Regions from separate parts of the Mus musculus genome. Here region 2 is linked to region 1. The links are chromatin loops, found by intact Hi-C in ENCODE. Cell type or tissue: gastrocnemius. All regions are shown on one strand. Links, peaks and the distances in the headings refer to the core of each region. The heading gives the core; the rest is flanking DNA.

Region 1 (5,832 bases), core at 286-5,285:
CATGCTGTGGCCAAGCTCGTAATCCACACAGGGGCAGAGGAGATCTACCCCAGCAGTTGCAGTCAAGGGTTTTTACAGAATAAACTGCAAAGTGAGGGGAGGATAAGACCACAAAGAATGGGGAAGCTGAGTAAACATCATAAGAATGGGGATGGTGAATTACAGCTCATCCTCTCAGGCTGAAGGCTAAAGAACAAACAACTCCATGCTGGGCTTCGTTTCTAGGGGTCTAAGAAATGTATTGAGTTGGGGTTTTACAGTTACAGGTTTTTTGTTTTGTTTTGTTTTTTAAAGATTTATTTATTATTATATCTAAGTACACCGTAGCTGTCTTCAGATGCACCAGAAGAGGGCATCAGATCTCATTACGGATGGTTGTGAGCCACCATGTGGTTGCTGGGATTTGAACTCAGGTCCTTCGGAAGTGCTCTTAACCACTGAGCCATCTCTCCAGCCCACAGTTACAGGTTCTTATTTATTTATTTATTTATTTATTTATTTGTTTATTTATTTATTTATTTATTTATTTATATCTCATTACGGGTGGTTGTGAGCCACCATGTGGTTGCTGGGATTTGAACTTCGGACCTTCGGAAGAGCAGTCAGGTGCTCTTACCCACTGAGCCATCTCACCAGCCCCAGTTACAGTTTTTAATCATATCCAATATGCTTATAAATCTTGAGATACTGAAAGTTACACAATAATCTTACAATTTTTTTTAAGATCAGATCTTTAATTTACTTTTTAAATTTTTTTTTTAATTTATATGAGCACACTGCAGCTGTCTTCAGACACATTAGAAGAGGGCATTGGATCCCATTACAGATGGTTGTGAGCCATCATGTGGTTCTGGGACTTGAACTCAGGACCTCTGGGAGAGCAGTCAGTGCTCTTAAATGTTGAGCCATCTCTCCAGCCTCAATCTTAGAATTTTTTTGTTGTTGTTGTTGGTTTTTTTGGTTTTTCTTTTTTTTTTTTTTTTTTTTTTTTTAAAGATTTTTATTTATTTATTTATTATATGTAAGTACACTGTAGCTGTCTTCAGACACTCCAGAAGAGGGCGTCAGATCTCGTTACGGATGGTTGTGAGCCACCATGTGGTTGCTGGGATTTGAACTTTGGACCTTCGGAAGAGCAGTCGGGTGCTCTTACCCACTGAGCCATCTCACCAGCCCTTTTTGGTTTTTCAAGACAGGATTTCTCTGTGTACCCATGGCTGTCCTGGAACTCATTCTGTAGAACGGGCTGGCCTTGAACTCAGAAATCTGCCTGCCTCTGGCTCCCAAGTGCTGGGACTAAAGGCATGTGCCACCACTGCCCGGCAATCTTCCAACTTTTTCTTAAAAAATATTTATTTATTATATATAATTACACTGTAGCTGTCTTCAGACACTCCAGAAGAGGGCATCAGATTTCGTTACAGATGGTTATGAGCCACCATGTGGTTGCTGGGATTTGAACTCAGGACCTTTGGAAGAGCAGTCGGCACTGAGCCATCTCACCAGCCCAATCTTCCAACTTTTTTTTTTTTTTTTTTTTGGTTTTTTGAGACAGGGTTTCTCTGTGTAACCCTGGCTGTCCTGTAACTCACTTTGTAGACCAGGCTGGCCTCGAACTCAGAAATCCGCCTGCCTCTGCCTCCCGAGAGCTGGGATTAAAGGCGTACGCCACCGCGCCCGGCTAATCTTTCAACTTTTTTTTTTTTTTTTTGGTTTTTCGACACAGGGTTTCTCTGTATAGCCCTGGCTGTCCTGGAACTCACTCTGTAGACCAGGCTGGCCTCGACCTCAGAAATCCGCCTGCCTCTGCCTCCCAAGTGCTGGAATTAAAGGCGTGCGCCACCACGCCCGGCTCTTCCAACTTTTAAGATGACATTTATACTTTAACAAAAATTTTAGAGCATTAAATTAAAATCAAAAGAATAAGAGGTGAGCCAGGCAGTGGTGGTTAACACCTTTAATCTCAGTGTTCAGGAGGCAGAGGTTGGAGGACCTTTGAGTTTGAGGCCAGACTGTGTGCAGAGTGAGTTCCAGGATAGCGAAGGCTACACAGAGAAACCCTGTCTCCAAAAACCAAAAAAATGAGGACTGGTGAGATGGCTCAGCAGTTAAGAGCACTGACTGCTCTTCCAGAGGTCCTGAGTTCAATTCCTACCAACCACATGGTAGCTCATAACCATCTGTAAAGAGATCTGAGGCCCTCTTCTGGTGTGTCTGAAGACAGCTACAGCGTTTTCATATAAGTAAAATAAATAAATAAATAAATAAATCTTTAAAAACAAGCAAATATTATGAGATGAGCAGCGACAGTCCCCACTAGGACTATTGTTTTTATTTTTTATTTTGCTCTTCTTTCTCTGTCACATAGACAAGTGGCTCACCCAATATGGGACATATATATATATTTTATTATTATTATTATTATTATTATTATTATTATTATTATTATTATTATTATATGTAAGTACACTGTAGCTGTCTTCAGACACTCCAGAAGAGGGCGTCAGATCTTGTTACAGATGGTTGTGAGCCACCATGTGGTTGCTGGGATTTGAACTCTGGACCTTCGGAAGAACAGTCGGGTGCTTTTACCCACTGAGCCATCTCACCAGCCCCGGACAGAGATTTTTGAGGAAACTTAAAAACAAGCATGGTTCTAGCGCAATCCATGGAATAGTTTAGAATACCTGGTATGCCTGGTGCAGGAGGCCGGAAGAGGTCGTGCCCTTAATCTCCTTTGACATTCATCTGGTAATGACATTAGCGTGTTGAGTGGACTAGTTTTTTAGTGTGTTCCAACATCATGTATCAGTCCTTGGGTACTCAACAATTCCTTGCAGAGTCCCACTGTAGTGAAGTGGTGTAGTGAGGTGCAGAAGAGACACAGAAAATAAGAAAAGTCTCCTGCCCATAAGCCAAAGGTGTAGGATAAAGGCTGTGGGTGGCGACCCTTTCTAGTGTTATATAGTGGCGTTGTCCTAGGCTAGAGCATAAAACAGCACTGTGCTAGCATAAAACAGCACTGTGCTAGTATGTGGCAATGGGAGTAAATTCTGAGAAACTTAAACAAGTGAAGGCTCTGAGATGGAAATGGAGCATTTCTAGTTTCTGGCTCCACTGTTTACCCAACTTGTGCTAAGGCTTTGTAAATCTTAAGGAGCCCCCTGGCGGCCACTGGGAACCCGTAGATATTCATTGTACGGATGAGGAAGCCGAGATGCAGAAAGGTGAGGAATTCAAAGGCTCACAGAGTAGGTGACACATTTTTATTTCCGCAAATCCTCCACAAATAACCGCCCACCAAATGTGAGTGCCACGTCGGTCCTTCAAGTCTCCGGGAATAAAAACCTCACCTAAGCAAGGCGGCCAACTTCTGTAGAGCCCGTGCCGTAGCGGAAGCTGCAGATGCATTGTGGAAAGCCTTTAAATTGTTCACAAGCGGCCGAGTTCGAGACCCTACAGCCTAACTGAAAAGGGTTGGATCCAGACGGGTGTCAGACTCTAGAGACCTTAGAAGGGATGGGAAGAAAACTGGAGGGTTTTTTGCCGGAATCCTGGCTAGCAAGACCTTTTCCCAGACGCTCACATTCGCTAAGGAATCTCAGGCTGCCTGAGTCCTCCTGCGGGAGCGAGAGTCCGTCTCTATGATACAAGAGACGTCGAGGCGGGCCTCTCTACCCCGCCCGGTGAGGCTGCGCAAGCGCAGTAGCTGAAGCACCGGAAAGATGGCGGAGGAAGGGTGAGTGTGTCTTCGGATCTCTCTATGGGGCTTTGAGGATCCGATGCCATCCTTTCTGTTTGTACTCTGGTGATACAAAAGGAAGCTGTGGGCTGTGGAGAGAAAAGAAAAAGGCTCCATAGTATGAAGTCAAGGTGGGGGCTGAGATGCTGTAGGGCTCCGCGACCAGGGATCGGGACGACTTTGGAAGCAGCGAGAAGAGGAACTGAGGTTCGGAGGGGCGAGTGGCTGCGTAGCGCCAGAGTTGAGTTCGCTCAGCTTGGCTGTCATGTCTTTCACAGTTTGGTACACACGTACAGTGTATTTTGATCGTATCACCTCCCCATCATCTCTTATTCCCCTGCGTCTTCCACCAAGCTCTTTCCCCCCAATTCCCCCTCCTGCTTTCATGTGCCCCCCCCCCCCACCTCATCCTAGCTCGACTTAATCATTACTCTTCTTGATGGATCTGTGATAGCCCCTTTCTGGATTTTACTAGAATTTCCTTGCCGCTAGTGACAGGTCATAGCCTACAGTTGTTAAAGCTCCACGGACCAAAACGAACCCAGAGAGCAAAGGTTTTTCCTGATTTTTAAAGGCTCTCGGGACGAGTGAGCATTACAGGAGCACGGCGAAGACTCATCAGAAACTTTAGGTCCCGGGAAGACCAGGATCTCGAATTGGTTTGGAAAGCCACCAAATGTTGGTTTGGCAATTTTCATTAATGTCAAATTTGTTCCTTTATCAGGGAAAGAAAAAAAATTCCTTTGGTTCCAGAAAATCTTCTGAAAAAGAGGAAGGCTTATCAAGCCCTCAAAGCCACTCAGGCAAAGCAGGCACTTTTGGCAAAGAGAGAGGTAATTCTGAGAGGGGGGGGGTTAGGATTTGTAGTGGACGGATTTTACTAAACGGTGTTCGTTGAACTAGATTTGTTATCAGATCCCTCACAGGTTTCTCCCTCATAGTCCTCCATTTAGCAAAGATTTACCCACCATCTTTCTGTGAGCAAAATGTTAGACCAGCCTTTAAGGGAAAAGTGAAGACATTTTCTGAATTCAAATTTAGTGGTAAAACCAAATTTGGCAGGGAAAAAAATAGATTATTTTAAAAATGTTTTGTTGGGGTTGGTTTGTTTCTTAGATGGGGTCTGTACATATGGTCTGGAATACTGTATGACCAGGCTGGCCTCAAACTAACAGATCAGCCTACTTAGGCCTCTAGAATGCTGCGATTAAATTGCTATCTGTGGCACACTTTTCAGCATTCTAGAAGGTTGAGACAGGAAAATGGAGAGTTTGGCTATATAAAGAGAACCTGTCTCAAACCAAAAGTATCCAACAATTTTAAAAGTTTATTTAGAATCACGTGTGGGCTGGAGAGATGGCTCAGCCCTTAAGAGCACTGACTGCTCTTCGGAAGGTCCTGAGTTCAAATCCCAGCAACCACATGGTAGCTCACAACCACCTATAATGAGATCTGACTCCCTCTTCAGGTGTGTGTAAAGACAGCTGCAGTGTACTTACATATAATAATAAATAAATCTTTGGGGGGAGGGTATAGGGAACTTTCGGGATAGTATTTGAAATGTAAATAAAGAAAATATCTAATTAAAAAAAAATTCCTGGTCATGGTGGCTCACCTTTAATCCCAGCACTCGGGAGGCAAAGGCAGGCGGATTTCTGAGTTCGAGGTCAGCCTGGTCTACAAAGTGAGTTCCAGGTCAGCCAGGGCTACACAGAGAAACCCTGTCTCGAAAAACCAATGTGTAGATTCTGCACACAGTATGTACAGGATTTTTGAACGCAAAGAGAAGAAAATCCTCTTGTTTAATGATGCCTAATATAGTGTTGAGTTTCCTAAACACCTGTATTAAATGTTACCAGCATATGAGCTCACCACAAACTTTTCTTCAGCCCTTAAGAGCACTGACTGCTCTTACATCTCTCAGTTCCATCTGGCCTCTTCATGTGCCCCTTAGGTAATGGTCTGCCCACTTTGCAGAACGTTTGAGAGCTGAGCTCTCTTACTAATGGTCCTGGGTTAACTGTGGAGGGGAAGAGATGCTGATGCGTGTCTTCTCTGCCACAGAGAAAAGGAAAGCAATTCAGGTTCAG
Region 2 (5,832 bases), core at 604-5,603, 93 kb before region 1:
ATCGTTCATCTTAGGCATCCAACTCAGGTTGTCTTGCTTGGCTGCAATCACCTTACCCACTGAGCCATTTTGCCAGCCCTCTGTTTCTTTCTTTCTTTCTTTCTTTCTTTCTTTCTTTCTTTCTTTCTTTCTTTCTTTCTTTTTGTTAATTAGGTATTTTCCTTTTTGTTGTTGTTGTTGTTTTTTGTTGTTGTTTTGTTTTGAGACAGGGTTTCTCTGTATAGCCCTGGCTGTCCTGGGACTCACTTTGTAGACCAGGCTGGCCTCGAACTCAGAGATCAGCCTGCCTCTGCCTCCCGAGTGCTGGGATTAAAGGTGTGCGCCACCACGCCCGGCGGTATTTTCTTCATTTACATTTCAAATACTATCCCAAAAGTCCCCCAGACCCTGCCCCTCTCTGTTTCTTTTTATAGGTTATCATACGAAAAAACTCTGTGTCTAAGGCTTAATAGTAGACCAGATCTTCCTTCCTTCCTTCCTTCTTTCCTCCCTCCCTCCCTCCCTCCCTCCCTCCCTCCCTCCCTTCCTTCCTTCCTTCCTTCCTTTCTTCTTTCTTCCACTGTTTAAGCCACAGCACTGGAAGAAAAGTGGGAAAAGGGGTGAAAAGGGGGGAGGGGAGGGGAGGGGGACCTTGAAGGCAGCCATGTTGGGTCTTGTATGTAGTGGTGTGCAGACGCTCTGAGACGATGAGAGCGAGCCTGTGTGTCAGTAAAGGATTTGCTAAGGCAGCGCTGTTGAGTGTGCCATCAAGGGGAACCCACTCATGCTAAGAGACTGTCCCCTTCCTTAGTTTGCAGAGTAACTAAAGCTTGCTGAAGTGTAGGTTTAAAAATTGCAGGTTTTTCAAGGGACAGTGACACACATGTGTGTGTGCCACAGGCCTGAGGCTTCTCCTTCCTAGGAGGCCCCAGCGTCTGTGGTGCCTGGTAACTCTTGGCTTGTCTAGGCAGAGCTGCAGGCATCTCTATGGTGGTTTGTCCGGAGGAGCAGCATTAATGACTGACGTCTTTCACATATATGTTTGTGTGTTTGCGACAGGGTCTCACATGGCCCGGGTTGGCTCCAGAGTCACTATGTAGCTGAGGATAGTCTTGAACTCGCAGTCCTCCTGACTGCATCTCTGTGGTGTTGGGATTTGGAGAGTGAGCATTGCATGGTGTTTTTCCTACTCGTTGCCACGAGCCTAACTCAAGTGACAAAGACTTCATTTATGTCTGAGGAGCAACTGCGAAGTAGAGTGAACTTAGGGCGAACGGGATTTTTTGAGGGGGCGGTTCAGACAGGGTTTCTCTCAGAAGCTCCCAGAACTCCCTCTGTAGACCAGGCTAGCCTCAAACCCACAGGAGCTGTCCACCTTGTTTTTATTTATTTCTCCCCTAAGAATTTATGGTTTGTCTTAGGGTTTCATTGCTGCAAAGAAACACCATGACCGTAGCAACTCTTAAAACAGCGGCCATTTCATTGGGGGCTGGCTTACAGTTTCAGAGGTTCCGTCCGTTATCCTCATGATGGGAAGCATGGCAGCTTGCAGGCAGACACGGTGCTAGCAGTTTTGAGAGTTCTACATATCTTATCCGAAGGCAGCCAGGAGGAGACTGTCTTCCACAGGCAGCCAGAGGGTTGGGGGGGGGGGGTCTCTTTCACACTGGGAAGACCCTGAGCATAGGAACCTCAAAGCTTCACCCCTACAGTGACACACTTCTTCTAACAATGCTACACCTTCACCATAAGGCCACACCTCCTAAGAGTGCCACGCGTATTCAAACCGTCACATGTTTTAATCATGTGTATGTGTGCATGCGCGTGTGAGTGCTTGTGGAGGGCATATGAGAGCATTGGAGCCCCTGGAGAAGCTATGATTGATTACAGGGAGTTGACATGGGTGTTGGGAGCTGAACTCGGTCTTCTGCAAGAGCCATCTCTCCAGCCCTTTCCTCCTCCCTCCCTTGGGGCGTGGGGGGGGGCACTCATGCAGAGGTCAGAGGACAATTTTCAGGAGTCAGTTCTCATTGAGACGGGATCTCTAACTTTCTGTTGCCGAGTACTGCAAGCCTACCTGGCCCAGGAACTGAACTTGCAGGTAATTCTCCTGCCTCTGCCTCCCAACTCTGTTGGAACGCTAGGTTTATAGATGTTTGCCTCCATACTGGGCTTTCTACATGGCTCCTGGAGATCAAACTCGGTCCTGCCTGCTTGGCTAGCTTTTGCTTACTGAGCTGTCTTCCAGGCCCGTACCATGTTCCTATAAACAGAGTCTCACTGGGACCTAAGGCCTATTAATTAGGCCGGCCAGTGAGCACCTGGGATCCCTTGACCATCTGTCAGTGCAGAGACTTCATTCATACACTACCATACTTGGCTTTATATGTGGGTGCTGGAGATCGAACCCAGACCCTCATGTTTGTGTGGTGAGCACATTACTGACTGAGCTGTCTCCTATCCACCCCTTTTTCTGTCTTTTGTTTTTGAGACAGGGTTCTCTCTGTGTAGCTCAGCTTGTCCTTTAACTTGTACTCCTCCTGACTTGGCCTCCCATACCATATCTGATTCTTTGCTGCATTTTTAGAACATGAGAGAGCTGGCATTGATTTGAGGCAGTGCTAAGTCATTGCATAGCCTATGGAAGATGTGTAGTGTACAAATCTTCTTTTCCTTAAGAAGCAGAAACAAGGCTGGCGAGATTGCTCATGGGGAAGGGAACTTGCTCTCCAGCTTGGTGGCATGATGTCATTCCCTAGAGCCAGGTAGAGAGAGGCGAGAGCTAGAACCGGTTCCCAGCAGTTGCCCTCTGACCTCCACAGCACACAAAGGCATGCACATGCGCACACAGTGAGTAATTGGTTCGGTGAGAAAGAGGCCGAGCCAGATGTTGTAAGGGCAGGTTGCTTGTTTTTTACTTTTAGTGCCAACACTGTTAGCTGTGTTAGTTCTGTGTTAGCCGGGGTTCTCTAGAGTGACAGACAGGCTTGTCAGGGTTATGGAATGAATATGAGTATCTATATATTTAGAGAGAAGGAAGGAGGGTGGGGATTTATTATAGGCTGTGGTCAAGATGACCACAATGCTGGCAGTTGCCTATGAGTGGAAGGTCTAAGAATGCAGTAGTTATTCAGTCCATGAAGGTGCATGTCTCAGCTAGTCGGTATAGCTGGAATCCTGAGGATGTAGGCTGTAATGCCTGTCTGAATGGGCTTGCTAGGGAGAGCGAGCAGGCAAAGAGAGAGAGCCTCCTTCTTCCATGCCCTTATAATGGCTGCCAGCTGAAAGGGTGGTGCAGATTGAGGGTGGCGTTTCCCACCTTAAAAGATCCGGATTAAAAATGTATCTTCACACCTCAGATGGCTTAAGTAAGGGAAAAAAAAAAATCCGCCGGGCACACGCCTTTAATCCCAGCACTTGGGAAGCAGAGGCAGGCAGATTTCTGAGTTTGAGGCCAGCCTGGTCTACAAAGTGAGTTCCAGGACAGCCAGGGCTACCCAGAGAAACCCGTAAAGCCAAAATAAATAAATAAATAAAAGCCCTCACAGGGGTGCCCAGCCTCTCAGGTTTTAGTTAATTCCAGGTGTAGTCAAGTTGAGAACAACAGCCATCACAACTTCCTTTTGTGTTTAAATTTTTTTATAAAGATCTTTACTTTTATTTATTTATGTAGACTTCTGCGTGCATGTACACCTGTACCTGCAGGCCAGAAGAGGGCGCCAGATCTCATTATAGATGGTTGTGAGCCACCATGTGGTTGCTGGGGATTGAACTCAAGACATGTGGAAGAGCCGCCAATGCTCTTAACCTCTGAGCTCTCTCTCCAGCCCTCATGTTTTAAAATTTTTATCACATTTATTTATTTGTAAGTGTCTGTTGGAGTAGGAGAGCTAAGTCAGTAGAGTGTTTGCTATTGCAAGCATGAAGACGTGAGCTTGCTTTTTAGAACCAATATTTATAATCCACATTTATAATCCCAGCACTGGGAAGGCACGACTAGACCTTGCTGGCCGACTGGCCTAGCCTACTGCAGAGTCCCTGCCTCTGGGAAGTCCCATCTTAAAGAGCAAGGTAGAGAGCCAATGAGAAAGAACACATGAGAGTGTCCTCTAGCCTCTACACACCTGTGAGTACTTACACAATTGGGGCATCCATGCATACAAACACACACACTCAAGCAAGTTCACACACACCTGTATAGTTACAAAATAAAACCCACCCGAGGTACATGGACCCTGAGGAGGAACGCTCAGAGTTCTCTTTTCCCACAATTAGGCCAGGTGGTGGCTCACACTTGAAATCCCAGTATTTTGGAGGCTGAGGCAGGAGGATTACAGCTGGGCAGTGGTGGCGCATGCCTTTAGTCCCAGCACTTGGGAGGCGGAGGCAGGCAGATTTTAGAGTTCTAGGTTAGCCTGGTCTACAGAGTGAGTTCCAGGACAGCCATGGCTACACAGAGAAGCCCTGTCTCAAAAAACAAAAGAAAACAAAAACAAAAAAAAAGAGTTGGAGACCAGCCTGAGCTTACAGAGTGAGACCCCCTATTTTTGTTGTTTGTTTTTATTTTATTTGTGTTTAAAGCAGTTATACGAGGAGGGAACAAGGAGAAGCATGCTAGTTGGGATAATATAAGACTAAGACGTGACTCAATTAAAAACAGTCATTTATGTATCTATTTGCTGTATGTGTGGGGGTTTAACCATCGGAGCAAGCATGTGGAAGTCTGAGGACTACTGTGGAAGTCTCAGGTTGTCTCCCACCTTGTAGGTCCCAGGGATCAAACTCAAGCCTGGTGTAGGCCTGGTGAGCAATCATCTCTCCCCCTAACCATTGTGCTCCCCTTGCCGCCGTTTTTTGGGGGAGGGGTAAAAACAGTAATGTTGAGAGATTCATTCATTGCTTCTCTCAGACTGCCACCCATGAGCCTAAGTGCTTCCTCAGTTGCACACACCCATGCAGGGGAGGACATCTTTGTCTGAACATCCTAAGTCTAGAGAACACTTTGTGAGTGACGCCCTGTTAATGAGGACCAGTCACCAGCCTTTGTAGAGCATCCGCTACCTCCAGCACCAGCCAGGTGCCTTGACAGAACCTAGCGTCAAGAAATGGTGGCTTAGCGTACTGACGCAGGATGCCACAGCTGGCCCCGGGGGAGATGGGAAGGGATAAAAATAGACAAAGCCTGGTCCTCGTCTCCTGGAGGCTGGGAGTCCAGGGATAGACATGACTAATTATGAGTCACTCGAGGTGGTGTGTGTTATCAAGGAAAAGGAAGTTGTTTGGAAGTACAAAGAAGAGAGAAGCAAGGGGAAAGGGCAGGCAGGGGAGCCGCCAGAGGAAGTGAATGTCACGAGAGACGGGGACAGGGACAGAACTGGCCAGGCTCTGCTTCCTAGAATCCTGTGGGCATCCAGGAGTTTCTGGAACATCAGAGTTCCTGGCATTTGGGTGGGTTCGGGATGGGAAGGTGAAGAGAAAGAGTTGGAGCTGGGGGTGGGGGGAGTGGGGGGGTCGGCAGTGCCTGAGAAAGGCTGTTGCCATGGTTCCCTGGAAAAAACAATGGGGCCAAACAGAGGTCAATGGAAATGAAATGGAGATCACCTGAGAATGATCTGTGCTCCAAGACCAAAGTGTGAATCTGTTTTGTATTTTGTTTGTTTGTTTGGTTTTACGAGAGAGGAGTTCTCCCTGTAATAGTCCTAGGTGTACTGGAACTCACTTTGTGGACCAGGCTGGCCTCGAACTTCCAGCACTGGGATCAAAGGCTTGTGCCCCCATGCCTGGCCAGTCTGAACTTGTAAAATAGGCATATACTTACCCAATGTCTGTAGCCAGTGCTGATACCAACCAAAG

What was found. Hi-C counts contacts between places; a loop is a spot of excess contacts. Peaks named below come from ENCODE experiments on the same cell type or tissue, not always from the same donor. Only the 100,000 strongest peaks of a DNase experiment are listed, where the experiment ranks them.
Region 2: a loop joins it to region 1, with 4 times the contacts of the local background. A loop is called at or near these places in 28 of 42 quality-filtered maps.

What each region holds. Positions count from the first base shown.
Region 1 is chr17:46,780,526-46,786,357 of GRCm38, reverse strand. It overlaps Rpl7l1 (ribosomal protein L7-like 1), which reads left to right and starts at 3,702. Exons shown (of 7, transcript NM_025433.3): 1 at 3,702-3,739; 2 at 4,467-4,575; 3 at 5,807-5,832. The coding sequence starts at 3,726. In gastrocnemius, for the core only: a CTCF peak has its summit at 3,173 (motif pointing left); DNase peaks (open chromatin) are centred at 3,172 and 3,685; H3K4me3 peaks cover 2,063 bases; H3K27ac peaks cover 2,085 bases.
Region 2 is chr17:46,873,699-46,879,530 of GRCm38, reverse strand. It overlaps a transcript of Bicral not described here. Among named protein-coding and RNA genes, the nearest start is that of Tbcc, 14 kb to the left of the region's middle. In gastrocnemius, for the core only: a CTCF peak has its summit at 3,691 (motif pointing right); no DNase peak of the experiment used is centred there; H3K4me3 peaks cover 410 bases; H3K27ac peaks cover 1,059 bases.